Regions from separate parts of the Homo sapiens genome. Here region 1 is linked to region 2. A link is a loop called in an ENCODE intact Hi-C map of the cell type or tissue named here. Cell type or tissue: HCT116. All regions are shown on one strand. Links, peaks and the distances in the headings refer to the core of each region. The heading gives the core; the rest is flanking DNA.

Evidence for each region. Peaks named below come from ENCODE experiments on the same cell type or tissue, not always from the same donor. Only the 100,000 strongest peaks of a DNase experiment are listed, where the experiment ranks them.
Region 1: it touches region 2 in a loop (7-fold over the local background); 3 of 110 quality-filtered maps call a loop at or near these places.

Annotation. Positions count from the first base shown.
Region 1 is chr4:72,465,935-72,471,325 of GRCh38, reverse strand. All of the region lies in intron 3 of ADAMTS3 (ADAM metallopeptidase with thrombospondin type 1 motif 3), which reads left to right. Among named protein-coding and RNA genes, the nearest start is that of ADAMTS3, 100 kb to the left of the region's middle. In HCT116, for the core only: a CTCF peak has its summit at 2,210 (motif pointing right); a DNase peak (open chromatin) is centred at 2,205.
Region 2 is chr4:70,598,456-70,603,846 of GRCh38, reverse strand. AMBN (ameloblastin) reads right to left here. Exons shown (of 13, transcript NM_016519.6): 5 at 4,201-4,311; 6 at 2,193-2,429; 7 at 1,185-1,223; 8 at 1,011-1,049; 9 at 837-875; 10 at 528-587; 11 at 387-431. Among named protein-coding and RNA genes, the nearest start is that of AMBN, 8.9 kb to the right of the region's middle. RefSeq lists a silencer at 4,514-4,719. In HCT116, for the core only: a CTCF peak has its summit at 2,221 (motif pointing left); a DNase peak (open chromatin) is centred at 2,226.

The sequences.
Region 1 (5,391 bases), core at 152-5,151, 1.9 Mb before region 2:
GAAGTTATTGCATTATTGACATTTGTTACTATAACTACAGATTAAATCAGAAAAAGTCTTTAAATGTTGAGAGTCTGTTAAGCTAACAGTGGCAGATAACAAGTACTCCAAGTTTCTAATTTTTGCTTGAAATCTTGAATTTTATCATTAGCAACATATCCTGTTAGTTGTTTTCCTTGAAAAGGCAGGCTCACGTTATTTTTCAAGAAGATGTTTGCCAAATATCCAAGTTTGAATAACTGTGCTTTATCTCTTAGTCATTATTTTAAGTAAAAATGGTGTTCCATGAAAAAACGGCTCATTCGACTCACACCTCAAACATTTGTGCAAGTGATCTTTCTTGAGATATCCTTTGTAGTTTGGTATGCGATAGAAGTGGTATATGGTTGTGCACTTCCTATTTATATCACATAGGATATTAAAAATTTTGTACTTAAGCCTTAAGACTTAATAAAATTAATAATTGTTACGCTTTAACAGGACTTTTTTATTGCAACTGGCTTTTAAAAATTATTGTCATTACCATAAGTGTGTAGGACAGTGAAGAATATGATGACTCCTAGTACAGTTGAGTGCCACTGCCTTGATTCATGTGGAAGCCCAGCAGTTTAACTCACCATTGCCTTTTTGCCACCAGTGCGAATATCAACACAGTGAAAAAGGTGAAAACATCTTCATATTAGGGTGAGAATAGTTTTGACCTTGCAGAGCCCCTTTAAGAGAATGGGTCTTAGGTGTCTTCAGGGATTCACAGGTTAAATTTCGAGAACTATTACTATAAGTCATGCATATACAGGAAGATGGATATAATTTTAAGAATGTGTGTGTATTATATGTGTGTATATACATACTCATAATATGTATATATTATGAGTGTATATATATTATACATGAGATGTATATATTATGTATATGAAATGTGTGTGTGTGTGTGTGTGTGTGTGTGTGTATATATATATATATAAACTTAAAATAATTTCAGAAAATGACTTGAGTAATCCTCATGGTATTCCAGAGAGGTAGGTGGTGATTAGAATATCTGCCTGAGATATAGAGGAATCATGTCAGTGTAGCTATGCCATTTTGCCCATGACCAAGTAAGAGGAGTTGCTGAAAGGGCTAGAATCCCGATTCAGAATGAAACCCACAGGACAGCCAGTATCAACCTAGACTAAAACAGTATTGAGCATTCTAGTTTTTCTCATCTTGTATACAAACTTGAAGTCTTCTCTGAAGTCTTGTATTTAAAAAAATATGGCACACTGGGACAATACAATTGATCCTTGATCAATGCGGAGGTTGGGCAACCAACCCCCATGCAGTGAAATGTCTGTATGTAACTTTTGACTCCCTTAAAGCTTAACCACTAATAGCTTACTGTTGCCTGGAAGCCTCACTGATAACATAAACAGTCAATTAACACTTATTTCGTATGTTGTATATATTATATACTGTATTCTTACAATAACGTAAGCCAGAGAAAAAAAGTGTTATTAAGAAAGTCATAAGGAAGGGAAAATGTATTTATTATTCATTAAGTGGGAGTGGATCATCATCAAGCTTTTCATTCCCTGTTGTCCTCACAGTGAATAGGCTAAGGGAGAGGAGGCGGAGGAGGAGGGGTTGGTCTTGCTGTCACAGGGTTGGCAAAGGCAGAAGATCCATGTATAAATGGATGCACACAGTTCACATCTGTGTTGTTCAAGAGTCACCTGTGCTTGGAAGGAGCAGGCCTGAAAGACCTGTGCATGCTGATCACGGAGAGGTGAGGGATTAGATAGCAATAAGGGGAAAGGACACTGATTTTATTAGTCGTCTAATGAATGCCAGGTACTGTTCATTGTACTCACATGTTAACCCCTTTAATTCTCACAACAACTTATGAAGTCACTATTATCCACCTCATTTTAGAGAGGAAGAAATGGAGCCTCTGATATTAAACAATGAGCCTGAAACAACATCACTTCTATGGGTTGGAGTATGAATTCAAACCATTTGAATTCTATAGGTAGAACTCCAACCCATGGAATACTACCATTTTATTGTAATATAGTGTCTTCATATCTGTATTCACCAGCCTCTTGGGCTACATTGTTAACTGGTTAACTGTTACTATATCTGTCTTCTAAACATATTTCTGAATATACACGTGTATAGTCAGGTTCAGTTTTTACCTTTCTGAGGAAAATAAACAGAATTTTGTATTCATTCATCCACTAGAGGGCACAAGAGTGCTAATTTGTTAAGTTGATAATGATTGATGAGTAGAGTTTAAATTAATATGATTGTAGTATGATTTATAATCATATGTATGTACTATAGGAACTTGCATATGAAAAGTTATGAACAACCATCTAGTAATTATTCTTGGTAAGAAAGATGCTGTGCCATCTTTTTATTGGAAACCAGAGACTGCTTTTTCCACAAAATATGAAAAATAAATAACATTTAGTTAAACTTAGATGTGTGACTGGTGGTTGAAGAGAGGGACCATGTGATATGCACTGGCAAGATAAGCTGTGAACCAAGTCAAAACTTACATTCTATTCTAAGTTTTCTTCTCGTTTTTTTTTTCATAATACATGCCAGTTTTGACATTATTAATTTAACTTTGTTGTGATGTGTTTGATGCAATGTTGTTCGAAATAACGGATGGATTTACCTAAGACATTACTTAAGTTTTAAAGGAAAATGTTAAGATAGCTTTTTGTATTTGGTTAATGCTTGTGTTAATCATTATTTATTATTCCAGACTTGTCATTTAAATATGACTAGGTATGGGGAGTCTTTTAATATAACTGATACATCAAGTTCCTTATTTATGTAATTACCATGTGGGTAATTTTTAGTAAAATTGTGAAATACATTTTTTAAGAAGAACAAAACTGTGAACTGTGAAATAATTGCATAATGTTTGCATGATATTTGCCATTAGAGTATTTGTATTTGAAAAGAAATTTGGGATATTGTCCTGATTTATTTTTCTTAAGACTCCTGTAAACTTTGGATCATGATGACTGTGAAGAAGTTTGAAATTCCATTGGCATCATATCCATGGCAATTGTGAAGTTTTGCCAATTAGATTCTTACACTATATATTACATGTAATGCTTTTTGTTTTTGTTAAGTTAGAGTTTGTAAATGAAGGAATCTAAAATAGTTTTTCATTTCACTATTTTTAGATATACAATGAAGAATGTTCTTGAGCTCTACTTAAAGAAATTTTTTTTTCAGACTGAAAACCTCTGAAGGATTAGTGAAATAATACATTTTTATATGATTCTAATTTTGAGAAAGTGTGGCTGCTGGAACAAAATGGTCCAGAGTTTATAACCTTCTTTGCTCTGATACATACAGGCATATATGATATAATATAGCTTAACCTCTTTGAACATTAGTTGACTGCTCTATATAATTGGATTACAGCATTGCTGTAGGATGGTAGGCACTAAGGATACAAAGATGAGTCATGAGTAGTTCTGTCTTCAAGGATGGCCATCTATGGGGAGTGCTATACAAGTTAGCAAAAGATTACAGTGTGGTATGATGAGGGCCTAGTAAAGTGATGCAAACTTGCTACTCTGTCCTCACTTAAAAGGGTGGTAACTTAGTCTGTGATGTATTCAGGGAAGATCCTTCAGAGGAGGTAAGACTTGGACTTAAAGAATAAACAGTAGAGAGTTTGGGGTGCTGGGAGGAAGGAGCATATTTTAGGCAGAAGAAATAACATGGGACAAATCAGGGTGGAATAGGACAGTAGACTTTTAAATTGTAAGAGTATGGAATAAAGACGAAATAATGTAGGAGAAGTTGGAGATACAAGATGGGATCAAAATCATGTCTCTTGAATGTATATTAACAAGCTGGAATCTTATTTAGATTATAAGGAGCCATTTGCAGGTTTTCACTTAGGAGTGCTCTTGCATTTTAGGAGGATCACTGAAATAAGACTTAGAGAAGTTGGAAGATACTGCAATAGATACTGTGGGAAGAGGTGTAGCTGAGACAAGGCTGTAGAGTAAGCCTCGAGACAGTGATCAGCAGATTTTGGGGCTACCTAAGTATAGGATTAACAGAAGGAATGAAATCAATAGGTATAATTTTGAATCTGCAGACTTGGCAGTTAGAAATAAAGCCAGAAAAAGCTAGAGGAGACAAAGGTGACTCAAAGGTGACTTTTGGGCTTCAGGTTTGGCTGACTATGGAAAATGGAGGAGAGGGGAAAGCTTTTTTGCAGTGATTTTTAGCTAGAGATGGAGATTAAAACAAAATAAAATACAACTTTGAAATAATGTTTGATTACTTCCAATGTGCCAGAGATATAGTGAGGTTTTAAATGTGACATATTTAATTATCTCAGTATCCCCTTGAGGTATTATCATCTCTAATGGACCATTGAGGAGGCAGATTTAGAGAGGTCATTATCTTAACTAAGACCGCATAGCTGGAACTGATAGAACTTGGAATTGAGCTTAATTCTATCTGACCCTAAATTACAGCCTTTTCCATTCTATTACTCTGGGTATCATCTCATATATAGTACAGTTGAAGCGATGAGTATAAATGGAAATGATAAAAAGAGAAGAGAACAAGAGAAGAGAAGATGGTCAAGGGTAGAACTTGGGCAAATAACATTAGATTACATGGAGCCTACCAGGGATATAGAGAAGATGCAGCCACAGGGAGGCAGGGAAATTAGAAATAGCATTACATCCAAGACAAAACCATTAGAATCAAGCTTGAAGGCTCTCATTCTTTCCCACCCCCACATTCTGTCGATTAGCAAATTCTGTTTGCTCCGCCTTCAGAATATGTATAGATTCTGACCATTCACTCTGGTCCAAGCTACTCACATCTCTTGTGCTGTAACGGTGTTTTTCACATCTAGTCTTGTTGCCGTAGTGTCTTTTCTCCAAACAGCAGTTAGATTGTCATTTTCTGCTCAGAACTATCCAGTGGTCTTTCTTGCCATTCAAGAATACAATCCAAACTCATTACCATGGACTACAAGGATGCACATGGCTCTCACACAGGCTATCCCTCTAGCCTCTTCTTCTACATCCTCCTGTGAACCATAGTGCCAGCCACGAGCTGAACAGTGCTTTCTCTATGGAATTTGCACTGACTGCTCACCTTCCTGAGATGCTTTCTCCCCAGATGTTCATCACAGTGTCAGAAGGACCCAACCAACCTTTCTGAAATGGCATCTTGCATTATCACATTCTACCTTTTTATTCTCTTTTTATTGATAGGACATTATCACTTGTGTATTAGTCAGTTCTCATGCTGCTAATAAAGATATGCCCAAGACTGGGTAATTTATAAAGGAAAGAAGTTTAATTGACTCACAGTTTCACATGTCTGGGCAGGCCTTACAATCATGGCAGAAGC
Region 2 (5,391 bases), core at 194-5,193:
CGAACCAGCTACCTTCTTATCTACTCAAGACAAAGTTAAAAGTTATTTAGTTTTCACTTAAACCTTAATATTAATGCTGTGTACAGAGGCAAAGTGGAGAGGTGAGTCATTATGGAATAAATGTAGTCAACTCGGATAATTCAGATCTAAAATTTGTTTTTTCTTTAATACCCTTGTGTGCGTGTGTGTGCGTGTGCGTGTGTGTGTGTGTGTGTCTGGCCAAGATTATCCAAATAGGAAGTTTGCCTCCTTAATATTTCAGTACTAATGTAGGTGTTCAGAGAATGTTTATTTGGAATCTCTTGTGTGAGACCTAGATTTTTGAATTTTAGCTCTTAAGATAAAATTTAATTAAAAACAATACTTTTTATAGAATATGGACTTACCAATTGATTTGCTCCAAAAGGCACGTACAACATTCCTGGATAAAGCTAAATAAAATACAATCATTATCACAAAATGCATTTTCCAATGGAAAAACTTTTAAGTAAATTGCAAACAGAGATGTGGTATTAAAAAAAACTTACTGGAGATTGTTTATTTTGTGGCATTGGTCCGTGAGAAATCAAACGGGCTATTTGGAAAATCTTTAAATGGTAGAAAACAGAATAAGTAATTCTCACAGGCACATCCCCATAACAGTAATTTTTGAGGTATATGAAACACATTTTCAGATGGATTAGTATAGAAAATAAGTATTTAATATTTAAGAGAACAAAGGAACCCATTATACTTCATATTCATGGATAAATGGGACAATGAAAAAATTCACTCTTATTTTTTGAAATATAGAGACAGTTTTTGCAAGACAGTGTCTCATTGAGATCTGTACTTACTGTTGAACCTTGTGGATCAGCAAAATCCAATCCTGGGAGCTATATTACAGATAAATATTAAAATTATCAGTCAAAAAAGGAACAAAATAGATAAATGCAAATAAAAGATAGACAAAGTGAACAAATAAAAATAAAAATAAAAAATAGAAGTGTCTCACTGAGATCTGTACTTACTGATGGACCTTGTGGATCAGGAAAATCCATTCCTGGGAGCTATATTGTAGATAAATATTAAAATTATCAGTAAAAAATGAACAAAGTAGTTAAATACAAATAAAAATAAAAAAGTGAACAAATAAAAATTAAAAAATAAAATACAGAAAGTGTCTCATTGAGATCTGTACTTACTGATGGACCTTGTGGATCAGCAAAATCTACTCCTGGGAGCTATATCACAGATAAATATTAAAATTATCAGTCAAAAAATAAACAAAATAGACAAAGTGACATTAAAAATAAAAAAATAGACAAAGTGAACTGATCACATCCTTATCTTGTTTACAATTACAATAAAACAATTAAAATGAGTTTCATTATTTTACTTTCTTTTAGTGTTTTGGGAGGTATGACCCAAGAGTTTGCAATGGTCTTTTACTAACATTACTCAAATGTACCTGCAGGGAGATGAGGCACATCTATCATGGCTTTGCTATCTCTTGCAGATTAGAAAGTAATGAATTTTGGAACTGGAACATACCTGGTTGGTTTGAACCCTGGCTCTGCCACTTAATTTTTGTGTACTCCTGGGCAAATTTTGTAACTTCTCAAAATCTGTCTTCCTTTCTTTAAAAAGGCTGATAATATATATTTTTATAGGATTGTAGGCAGGGTGATATGGGGGAATGATAAATGCCCACAACATACTGGTTACTTGGTACCTTCATTTTTTTTTTAATCCATTACACTTTTCTCTACATTATTACAAGATACTTTTTGCATAGTGGTCACCTCTTTGTCAGAGAGATAATAATGCAAAATCCTACTTGTTATGCTGAGGGATCAATCACTTTTTTCAGTTTTTCCAATACCAAAAAAGACCAGTGATAGGAAACCTGGACTTCTCTGGGGTTTTATTCTATTTCCTATGGGAGTTTTCATCTTTCGCAACTAAGAAACCCAGTTTTATAGGCACAGTATCTTTTAGAATCCATGCCCTGTCTCTGATGGCAAAAGATAGGAATGGATATTTACGTTTTACTCAAAAAATAAATCTCAGATGTGGAAGACTGATTAAGAATATATTTATATCACGTATTATGCCTGAAGGCTACGATTATTTAAAAGTGCCCTGCAAATTCGTTTTCTTCTATTAGGTTAGCTGGTGATTCTGATCTGACTTCAAGAGAAAGGAAGTACCTCAGGCTTTGGTGGCTTATCTGATGGTGCCACCTGCTGCTGAACCAGAGGCAGTTCTCCTTCCTGCAAGGGCAGATGTCCCAGGTGAATTGGAGGCTGAAGTGCTTCTTTCAGTGCTGTGGCCTGGTTGGTGGTTGCAGCAGCAGACTGGAGAAAAGGTTTCAGTCCTGGCTGTTGAGGCTTCAAGGATGGCTGTGATGGGAGAGGTGGGGGATGCACAGGCAAAGAATATTCATACTGCAGAGAAATTTGAAAAGAGTGTTAGGAAGGGATGGCTCATTAAACAACGGTGCCTAGAATTTCTAAACAAAGGGGCTTGGGGCGCTTTCTATCTGGAAGGGAGGCTAGGAGACTTGTCTTGAAGTTGAGTTTACATAGCAAGCACCAGTTAGTGTTAATGTTGTTTGGGGAGGTCTTGTGTGTGCCTCCCCTACCTCCTTTGGGACCACCATTGCTCGTAAAGGTGAAGCTACATGAACCTCCTGGTAGGATGAGTCATGTCCTTCTCTAAGTTCCCATAGCTGTCTGTATGTATCTGTATCTTTATTTTACCACTTTCTCACTGGATGATAATTATTTGTTATAAATCTTTGTCCCCCAGTCAACGGAGAGAGAATGATATGTTTTGTTTTTCTTTATAGCCCGTGTACATAACATAGCTCCTAACAAGTGCCTGGCCCATGGTGGGTGCCTAATATATTTTTCGAGTTAATGAAAGGATAAAGGGTAATTAATTAAAATGCCAATCAAATTCTTGCATCATGGAGTCCACTTTGGAAACAATTAAGTTAAGAAACAGTCACCATTAACATAATTTATTGTTCTACTGAATGTGACCTCGTGGTAATGCTCCTGCTGTGGAAGACCGCCTGGAACTAAAATTCCCTGTTAAATCTTGGTTCTGAGTCCATATATTAAACGAAAAAATTCCCCGTTAAAATCACCATGTTTTGTTACTTCTTGTAGAAATTACTTTTGGTGAATGGCTCCCTATTGTTTGTAGATTGATTGTAAACTCCTCAGACCAGCAAGGAAGTCTCGCAACAATTTGGGGCTCTGCTTTGCCTCTCCAGCCATCACCCCTCTCTGAGCTCACGCAGTATTCATTACTCACATGTCACAATTCAGCACTTTGAAATATGTTGTCTTGTCCTATCTGAATCAGATAAGATGAAATTTCACAATCCTTGGAGCCATTCTTAAATGTCTTCGCTTTTACTACCAAACCACAATTTGGTTTATGTATTTATTAGGCACCTAATCAATAATGGTTAACAGATTGATATATTTATTGACTTCTGTAGGGTTCATGATGTTTTTTTTTTTTAAATTTCTTAATTTTTTTTGAGACAGAGTCTCACTCTATTGCCCAGGCTGGAGTGCAGTGGCACAATCTCGGCTCACTGCAGCCTCTGCCTCCCAGGTTCAAGCTATTGTCCTGCCTCAGCCTCCTGAGAGTAGCTGAGATTACAGGTGCCTGCCACCATGCCTGGCTAATTTTTGTATTTTTAGTAGAGACGGGGTTTCACCATGTTGGCCAGGCTGGTCTTGAACTCCTGACCTCAAGTGATCCACCCACCTTGGCCTCCCAAAATGCTGGGATTACAGGCGTCAGCCATCGCACCTGGCTATGGTATTTTAACCAGGATTATTGTCATCATTTGAAATCAGCCTTTGAGGAATTATTTAGGAAATCTTGATTCAAATGAAAATTGTCCAGGATGTAGCCTGCTTTGATTTTCGAGGATTGTTTACTGATATCTTTAATATAGGTCTCATATTTTGGAGGCTGTATCTTCCTATTTTAAATAAATATGCAAATAGTTTTAAATTTAAAAATATTTCTTAAGCGCTAAAAGCAGTTATAGGCTTCGATTTATTTGGCACGAGAATAATTTTTTGTTAATGCTAGGACTTGGCTGTTTCTAATATATCATAACTTAAAGAAGGCAAGTAAGAAGAGGTTTTAAAGCCTGAGGTTTCAAACATATTGATGCTATTCACTCACCTGTTGAGTTTCATGTTCTCTTGGCCTCATCCATGGAAGAGAGGAATGTGGTGGGAGGAGACCGTGCATCCACAAAGAATTAAATGATTTTCCAAAGCCGTATCTAGAATACTAAAGACATGGATAAAAAAAGACATGCTTATATTTAAATGTTAAATATAACATTGGTTATATTTGGTTTTCCTTTTCCTTTTTCTTTTTTTTTTTGAGATGGAATCTTGCTCTGTCGCCAGGCTGGAGTGCAGTGGCGCAATCTCAGCTCACTGCATCCTCCACCTCCCGGGTTCAAGCGATTCTCATGCCTCAGCCTCCTGAGTAGCTGGGTCTACAGGCACGCACCACCATGCCCAGCTAATTTCTGTATTTTTAGTAGAGACGGGGTTTCACCGTGTTGGCCAGGATGGTCTTGATCTCTTGACCTCATGATCCGCCCACCTTGGCCTCCCAAAATGTTGGAATTACAGGCGTGAGCCACTGCTCCTGGCCTGGTTTTCATTTTCTAAAAAATCAACACATAGCATAAATATAGCAAAAGCAAAAGTGATGTTGGTTAATTTAAAATGGATAGGTATGGCTGGACGTGGTGGCTCACGCCTCTAATCCCAGCACTTTGGGAGGCCGAGGTGGGTGGATCACCTGAGGTCAGGCATTCGAGATCAGCCTAGCAACATGGCAAAACCCCGTCTCTACTAAAAAATACAAAAATTAGCCTGGCGTGGTGGCAGATGCCTGTAATCCCAGCTACTTGGGAGGCTGAGACAGGAGAATTGCTTGAACCCAGGAGATGGAGGTTGCAGTGAGCCGAGATCATGCCATTGCACTTCAGCCTGGGCAACAGAGCGACACTCTGTCTAAATAAATAAATAAATAAATAAAAATAAAATAAGTAAATCAAATGGGTAGGTGAACTCTTCCTTTCAATGAACTTAAATTTCGTTTTGAGCTAGTCTGCAATATTTGCATAAATTGTTTGAGATTTAGCTTTTTAAGCACTTGTGTTTTGTGCCACATAATAAAATTAATAATGCAGGAAAAGATTCTTTTCTTAACTCAATAAAATTCAATATTGTTTTTGTTTTTCCCTGTCACTGTATCTTATTTTGTTTTAGGCTCTCATTTACTTCTTGGTTCTTCCAATCTTTAGTATATTGTCTATTCATAAATAAATTTGATGAATTATAATGCTGCTGC